Linked DNA regions of Homo sapiens: regions 2 and 3 are each linked to region 1. A link is a contact called in ENCODE Hi-C data. All regions are on one chromosome and are shown on one strand. Each heading gives the region's core, a stretch centred on a gene start or an enhancer-like site at or near the end of the contact. The rest is flanking DNA. Distances are from core to core; before and after follow the strand shown.

What was found. A loop is a pair of places that touch in the nucleus more often than their neighbours do. Pooled maps may share reads with other maps.
Region 2: a loop to region 1 is called in a pooled map, with 10 times the contacts of the local background. The contact joins the promoter of NEK2 here to the promoter of CENPF in region 1. A Hi-C loop is called at or near these places in 6 of 50 pooled maps.
Region 3: a pooled map shows a loop between it and region 1 (14-fold over the local background). The contact joins the promoter of PPP2R5A here to the promoter of CENPF in region 1. A Hi-C loop is called at or near these places in 7 of 50 pooled maps.

The regions. Positions count from the first base shown.
Region 1 is chr1:214,601,900-214,604,467 of GRCh38, forward strand. It overlaps CENPF (centromere protein F), which reads left to right and starts at 1,296. Exons shown (of 20, transcript NM_016343.4): 1 at 1,296-1,422. RefSeq lists a silencer at 1,190-1,399.
Region 2 is chr1:211,674,336-211,676,903 of GRCh38, forward strand. It overlaps NEK2 (NIMA related kinase 2), which reads right to left and starts at 1,286. Exons shown (of 8, transcript NM_002497.4): 1 at 1,049-1,286; 2 at 1-178. The coding sequence starts at 1,144. NEK2-DT (NEK2 divergent transcript) reads left to right here and starts at 1,427. Exons shown (of 4, transcript NR_148994.1): 1 at 1,427-1,531. RefSeq lists enhancers at 990-1,249, 1,272-1,566.
Region 3 is chr1:212,284,129-212,286,696 of GRCh38, forward strand. It overlaps PPP2R5A (protein phosphatase 2 regulatory subunit B'alpha), which reads left to right and starts at 1,282. Exons shown (of 13, transcript NM_006243.4): 1 at 1,282-2,163. The coding sequence starts at 1,983. It overlaps LINC02608 (long intergenic non-protein coding RNA 2608), which reads right to left and starts at 893. Exons shown (of 4, transcript NR_125984.1): 1 at 851-893. RefSeq lists an enhancer at 795-874 and a silencer at 1,045-2,014.

The sequences.
Region 1 (2,568 bases), core at 46-2,545:
AATTTGTGTTGAAGCCAGACACAATTTGGTTCAAATTCTAAAACTACCAGACACTAGACTGATCATGGCAATGTCTGACAAAAGTTTTCCTCCCCTACCTGCTCTCTCCCCTCCCTTTGGGGATTCGAAGGTAGAAGATAGTAAGAACAAGGCCTTTCCCCAAATAGCAGTTTTATCTCCCAAGATGATCTGGATTTTAAATTACTATGTGCAAAGTTACTAGGGATGCAAAAATGAATTAAAACAGATTTTACTGTAAAGGAATTTTTGAGTCTGATGGGGGAGTCAGACGTAGACATAAATACAAGACAAGACACGGCGAAAATCCTAAACATGAAGTTTGCAAGTTCCAGGAAAGGTCTAGGAAATAATTATCTCTAAGGAGTGGGTGGGATTAGGGAGGTTTTATAAAAAAAGTGACACTTGAATTGGGTACTGCAGGAACAGTCTAATGAAAGGTAAAGTCAGGGGGCTGGAAAGTTTGGTACCTATTGAGGCAGACAACAGCATTAGAGATCTATTACTTTAACAATTAATTGTTTTGCTTCTGCCTTTAGAAGCTTATTTATAGTTTAATAGGGAAATAAAACGAGTATATAACATACATAGAAAACTAGTGGGCTTCACGAAAAGCATTACACCCCGTTTTGAGGATTCTTCTGAATTTTAAATTCTGATGCAGTGTCCTCCCCCCACGCCTTAATCCCGGAAAATAAGTGTTCAGAATCACGTCTTAGAAATATGAACCATAAAGGACAGCATTTAAGAGCGACATCCTGCATTGCGTAGATTCAATTTCAAATTACTGTACTTAGCTTCTATGAGCCTGTTAACTTTTTAATAAAATGAGGATAATACTTTCCTCAAAGAATTGTTAAGAACGACACCGGATAAAGAATGCATGACAAACACAGCACCTAGTATCTATGTCCTAAATTTACGTTTAATTAAGTAGATTGGTACGTGCAGTTTAAAAGAGGTTTCACCAGGCAGCACAGTTCCCCTGGCTGTAGGCGATAGACCACGCCTTCCTAATCAGCGGGCGCATTCCCTGACTTTTGCGGAAATAGCGGTCCAAAACCGCGTCTAGCATTAGCAAAAGCACGTGGTCTCCGTCTCCCCGCAACAACAAAAAAGAACAGTAAACTCCGGCGCAGGCACCTCCAGTAGAGGGCTTGTTTTTAAAATCCATCCGAAAGGGCCAATCAGACGCGGCAGTCTGAGTGCGCAGGCGCGGATTGGTCCGCAGCTACTTAGAGTGACCAATAGGCGTGGAGGTAAGTTTGGTTGAGACCAGAAGCGGGCGAATTGGGCACCGGTGGCGGCTGCGGGCAGTTTGAATTAGACTCTGGGCTCCAGCCCGCCGAAGCCGCGCCAGAACTGTACTCTCCGAGAGGTCGTTTTCCCGTCCCCGAGAGCAAGGTGAGCGTCCTGACTGGGTCCGGATCCTGGCCCTGGCGGCGGGCGGTAGGCGGCGGGCGGCGTGGGGGTGCCGCTGGCTTTTTGCCGGCGGGTACTGGGCGGGGAGGCCTCTGGGATCACTCTCCCGGCCCTGTAGGTGCCGGGGACCGCCCCCTCCCACCCGACCGAACTGGAGAATCCGCCCCGGGATGTGGTTCGTAGGGGTGTCTGCGCCCTTCTGCTCGGGTTCAAACTGGTCTCGGATTAGTGTCCCAGACCCTACTCGGTCACGGACTCACACTTTAGGGGATCATTTTCTTCCTCCGTAAAAGAATTGGAGATGACTAGGTATTTCCAAGCCGCCTTCCCAGTCCCGTAACCAACCTTATTGAAATTCAGGCCCTGGTCCTTTGTTTTATTGAGTAGATGTAAGCTTGAGTTTTGATCTGGTTGGCGACGTGGGGTGCCTATGGTTAGTTACGCGAGCATTTCTCTTTCCCCTCTCTTCTTCCTCCCGTCCACATTTTTTTTTTTCTTTTTTTAAATAGAGATAGGCCTCCCTATATTGCCTAGGCTGGTCTGGAACCCCTGGGCTCAAGGGATCCTCCCGCCTTGGCCTCTGTAAGTGCCAGGATTACAAGCATGAGCCACTACGCCCGGTCCTCCCTTCCACATTTATTTGAACGCGCCTGTGTGCCCGGCTCGGCTGTGTAATGAGGACCCAGAAATAAAAGGCATGGGTCGTGTCCTTGAGCCTGACCTAGAGGAGAAGGCAGGGTTATCATTCTCAGACCCAGCCTTGGTACAGTGCACGGGGACTCTGGCTTTTTGGAGGAGGTGGGGAATTCTGACAACGGGAAAGCAGTGGTGGAGGTGGGGCAGGAGGAGGTCACACAAGAGCTTCCTTGGGGACTAAGGGACTGGGTAGTTCGGGCATGAAGAGTGCCCTCCACGTATTTAAGAGATAAAGATACAGCATTTTCTGGAAAGGACAATAGTCCTGCAAGTCCTCCATGCAGGAACCTTCATCCAGGGCTTTTCTTCACTCCCCACCTCGATTCCCTGTTCCTCAAAAGTAAACTTCTGGGTTTATTTTTTTGTTCTTTTGCCCCAATGGCCCAATACAGGTGGCTGATAGCTGATCCCTTAATGGGCCAAAATCTGCTC
Region 2 (2,568 bases), core at 36-2,535, 2.9 Mb before region 1:
CTCCTTCACAATATTCCATTACAATGTACAGTGTTGTATTGGTCCGGTCAATAATCCGATCATAGTAACGAACGATGTTTGGATGTTTCAGTTCACGAAGCAAATTCACTTCAGAAACAAGCATCTGTTTCTCAGCTTCTGTCATGGAGCCATAGTCAAGTTCTTTCCAAACTAATATCTGAAATAAGAATTTCCAAGGTATGAATGAACTCATTATGCTCAAAAACAAAGAATGAAAGTTCCAAGATTTAACAAATTACCTCCCTTTTAATTATATCCTACAATCAAGGTCATTATCTAATTTAGTTCAATGAACTTAAGGAGCTGTGAGTTTACTTCCATAATCTTCCTCCAGTTCTAAGCAGTAAATGTATGTTGTGGGGAGACAAACGGGAATGAGGCACATGAGGACTCCCCCAACCCCTACCCTCAGTTGGTTAGTGGGAAGTTGGCTAAAAGGTACTATAGTCAAAATTGGGGTGAAGGTGGTCAAAGTCCCTGCCCCATTCCACCCCAGTCGTGTTTTCCCAGGATGAGACACCTTGGTAAAGATCCCTCCATCAGCAGCCAGGCAGTTTCCTGTCCAATGTTACTTTCTGTAAAAGTTCTACCTATATACATTGGGAAATATGAATCCAATAATCCTAATAATGGATATTTTGAGGGAGTCTGACTGCAGATACAAAGCTTCGGGTTCTGGTAGTCCTGCCCCTTTCTTGTGCCTGAGAGGGCCACTCTTAGAGCTCTAAAAACAGCTCAGGAATTAGTTACCTGTCACCAATGGAAGGTCCTTAGCAAGCCAAAGCAGGAGAAAGAGAGAAATGGGGAGAGAAACGGGAAAAGATGGAAATACATATATCAAAAGAAGCGGTCTCCCATCCTTTAAGCCACCCAGGACAGGCTGTCAGATGCAGACCCAGGAAAGACGGTTTAGTCTTCCGGGCACCCATTTCCTCAGCCCTGTCGGTTCCCTTCGGTGGCGCAGGGCGCTCGCCCCGAGGCGACGAAACCTAAGCAGGGGCAGGCGCAGGGTAGGTCCCACGCTCACCTTGCCATCACTCTTCCTCCGGATCTTCTGGCAGCGGCCGTAGGAGCCTGTGCCAATGGTGTACAACACTTCATAGTCCTCAGCCCGGGAAGGCATGGCCGGCCAGTCGCCAGAGTCGCGCTGCCTCACGCAGGTTGCGCCGCCAAGTGCGGAGCTCCAGGGACCAGGAACTCCAGGGACCTGGATGGAGAAGCCCCCGAGCAGCACTGACCCGCCACCCCTGCCTTGGGCCCCGTTTAACCGTCGCGGGCCCTGATCTCGCAGTCTATTGGCAGGCGGTGGGCCGCTTCGCCTCTCTCATTGGCTAAGAAGAACACAACAATACCCTAGGCATTTTGGGAAAAGTGTCACTAGGCAACCGCGTCGGCGTCTGCTTTTAACCTGTGGGAGAACCCGGCGAGCTAAGCCAAACGGAGGGCGGGAGAGAGGAAGCGGCAGCTGGCGCCTCTCGGCAACTCTAACCCTCTGATAGAGATCGCCAAGGTAACCGAGATCTAAGGTCCTCCCCTCAGGCTTCTTTGCACACCGCTTCCACCAGATGCCTTCTGACCTTTGCACTCTGGCCCCTCACACTACCTACTCTCCCCGGCACACGCATTCCTCGCTCAGGTTCCAGTACCCTGAACCTGGGTGGGGTCACGTTGAGGATATGCTGAGAGCTGAATACAAATTAGAAATACAGACTCCCGGGTGGGCGCGGTGACTCACGCTCGCCCGTAACCCTAGCACTTTGGGAAGCCGAGGTGGGTGGGTCGCTTGAGCCCAGGAGTTCAGACCAGCCTGGGCAACAGGGCAAACCTCGTCTCTACTGAAAATACGAAAATTAGGCCGGGCGCTGTGGCTCACGCCTATAATCCTAGCACTTTGGGAGGCCGAGGCGGGCGGATTGCTCGAGGCCAAGAGTTCAAGACCAGCCTGGCCAACATGGCGAAACCCCGTCTCTACTAAAAATGAAAAAAAAAAAAAAAAAAGTAACAGAGCATGGGGTTGCAGGCCTGTAATCCCAGCTTCTTGGGAGGCTGAGGCATGAGGAATTGCTTGAACCTGGGAGGCAGAGGTTACAGTGAGCCGTGCGCCACTGCACTCCAGCCTGGGCGACAGAGTGACACCCAGTCTCCAAAAAAAAAAAAAAAAGGAGAAATACTGTCGCTCTCCTACCAAGTACTTTACACGTCTTGTCCCGTTTATGTGTGCCAAATACACAATTAACCCTATCGACAATACTTCATTGAACACAGATTCTCTTTTACGCACCCACACACCAACGTTCTCAGCTTACCCAGCCAAATGAACAGCCCCATGTTTACCAGGGAAGGAGGACTTAGAGGCCTCCATCCAGGGCTTGTTAGAGGAATATGTAAATTACCAGAAAGCTAATAATTTGGAAATGCATGAACAGGCCAGTTTTCTTTAAATATCTGTTCAGCAAAGGATTAAAAGACACCTGATTTTCTATTAATAAGAATTTAAAAGCTCTTTATGTAAAAATAAGGGACTTATTACATGCCCTGAATATAACA
Region 3 (2,568 bases), core at 32-2,531, 2.3 Mb before region 1:
GTTCTAGGTCTAGAATTCAACTTCCTGCCAAATTTGGAATCTTCTGTACATATGCATCAGGTGGCTTCGTTTAAATATACGACAATTACTTTTATTATGTTGAAAGGAAAAGGTCTGGAGCTCGAGGGAGGGGATTACAGATTTGGGTCCATTGGCGCAAAGGGAGGCTGACTGTTCAGATTAATAATTATTAACGGCCACCGTATGGAAAGCACTGCACGAAAAACTAAGATGACCAGTCCTCGTCCTTAAGAAATTCAAAATCTAGACGGAATCTCCAAGAAAGAGATTCCGGTAAGAGTACATGGCAAGCCTCCATATCCACACACCACTGACCAATGAATTTGTACTCTTCTCGTTGGAGTAGTTGAGGGCCTTTGGCTCAAGGAGGGGTGAAAATTAGCAGGATACTAAATTGGGAATGAGAAATCTCTTTTTAGAGGGCGTGGACTTGCAGAACTCTTTGAAGCAGCAGATGCTAGACTGCCCAAACCCCACGCGAGAGTAGCTCTCTGGAGTTGCGGAGTCCGAACCTCCCAAGAGCTACAAATTTATTCCGCAACTACCAATTTTGCGGTTTGGGGCCAGTAAGGCGCCAAGACCCGCCCAGGTGTCCAGACCTCGCAACGATTGGACGAGCTCACCTTCTCGCCTTCCCCGGGCCCCTCGCCCGTCAATCACACTGCTTGCTCGCCACCTGACCTCTGCTGCGCCCCCTTTCAGTGGTGTAACACCTGGCGCTCTTTCGCGCCCCAGCCCTCCGGCGCCCCACCAATCGCTTCAGTTCTTCATTGGCCAGCAGAGAGGTGAGGGAAGGGAAGGGGCGCTCTATTTTGCTCTCTGAACGCACCCTCTCAAGTTTCCCAGTCTTCTCGTAGACGGTCAGGAGAGCAATGACAGCCTGGAGCAGTCGCGCGTGAGCGCAAAAATGCCCGCTGGTGGAGGAGCGCTTCCCCTCCCTCCCAAGCGATTTGCCGCATTTGTTCTGACGCAGGGGCACCCCGCTCGCCGTCTTCACTTACGATTGGCTGTGGCCGAAGCCCGTCACACAGCCCGCCCCACTCCTCTGCCTCAAGAGGCCGCACCTCACGCCGTCGCTGCCGCTTAGCCGTGTGATTGGCTAAGAGGGCTGGCATGCTTTCCCGCCCCCTCCCCCGCCGCCGCACCAAGAGGCGGGCGGGACCCCGCGGAAGTTGTCAGTCAAACTCCTCCTTCCCACCCCTTGCGAGGCCCCTCCCCGGGCCGCGCGCCCTGGCGCGCGCACACGCGCACACACTCCCCAGTCGCCTGTACCAACCACCTTCTCAAGTTGTAGCGGTCGCTCGCCTGGGGTTCTCCGTGGGCGGCCGACGGGCGCGTGGGGGAGGGGGTTCGGGCCGCCCAGCGCGGCAAGGAGCGAGTGTGTGCACGCAGAGGGCCGGGGCTACGGGGCAGCGCCCCGGGCGATGAGGGGCCGGCGTTGACCGGGAAGAGCGGGCACCGCGGCAGTGGCTCCGAGGGGACCCGCGATGGCAGCGCCCTGAGAGGAGGCTCCAGGCAGGGCGGGCTGCGCTGGCAGCGGCCGCTGAGGTGCTGGCCGGCCGGCTGGCTGGCGACGGGGGCAGAAGCGACGAGAGGCGCGCTCGGCACCCGCACCCCCGTGCCCCCGCCTCAGTTGTCTAAACTTCGGGCTCTCTTCCACCCGCTCTGCGCGCCCAGAGTCAACAACTTCTTCACCCCCCTCCGCCCCCGCCCTTCCCTCCGTCAGCCCCGGGAGCTCGCCGCGCGCCGGGGACCAGGAACCTCCAGCGCTGAGATGTGGCCGTGAGGCGTTGGCGGGCGGCGAGGAGAAGCTCGGCGGCGTCCCGGGGCCGGAGGGCCGTGGGGCCGGGGCGCAGGGGCGCGAGCACCCCGCGCCTCTCCCCCGCCTCCTCCTGCCGTCTCCGCCGCTGCCCGTGCCTTGCAAGCAGCAGCCGGAGCTGCCAAGCGTCAGGGCCGCGGAGATGTCGTCGTCGTCGCCGCCGGCGGGGGCTGCCAGCGCCGCCATCTCGGCCTCGGAGAAAGTGGACGGCTTCACCCGGAAATCGGTCCGCAAGGCGCAGAGGCAGAAGCGCTCCCAGGGCTCGTCGCAGTTTCGCAGCCAGGGCAGCCAGGCAGAGCTGCACCCGCTGCCCCAGCTCAAAGGTAACCTCCGAGGGCGCAGCCCCAGCAGCGAGCGCAGGGGCTGGCAACGCTTGCCTCTGCGCCAGCAGAGCCATTTCCTGCTGGGTTTCTCCTGCTCAGTTGGGACTGGTAGTGTGTGAGCCGAGTTCCCCACAATGCCTTGGCGTCACCTCACGCCCTCCTCCTTATTCAAACAGGTTTTCTGTGAAGTCTTGGCTGTTTCCTTCTAATTCCCACCTGAACTCTTTCCATCCTAGGGGAGGCCAACACCCTTCCCCACCTGCGCGCTTGCTTAACCTGCACTTCCTATCTTGCGTCCCGTGAAGTAGAGTCCTTCACTCCTCTTCCAGGTTTGCCCTTTCCCGGTCTTGCTTTAACAACCGCACGAACCTTCCCCGACCTTCACTTTCCCGAGTGTCAGCTCCT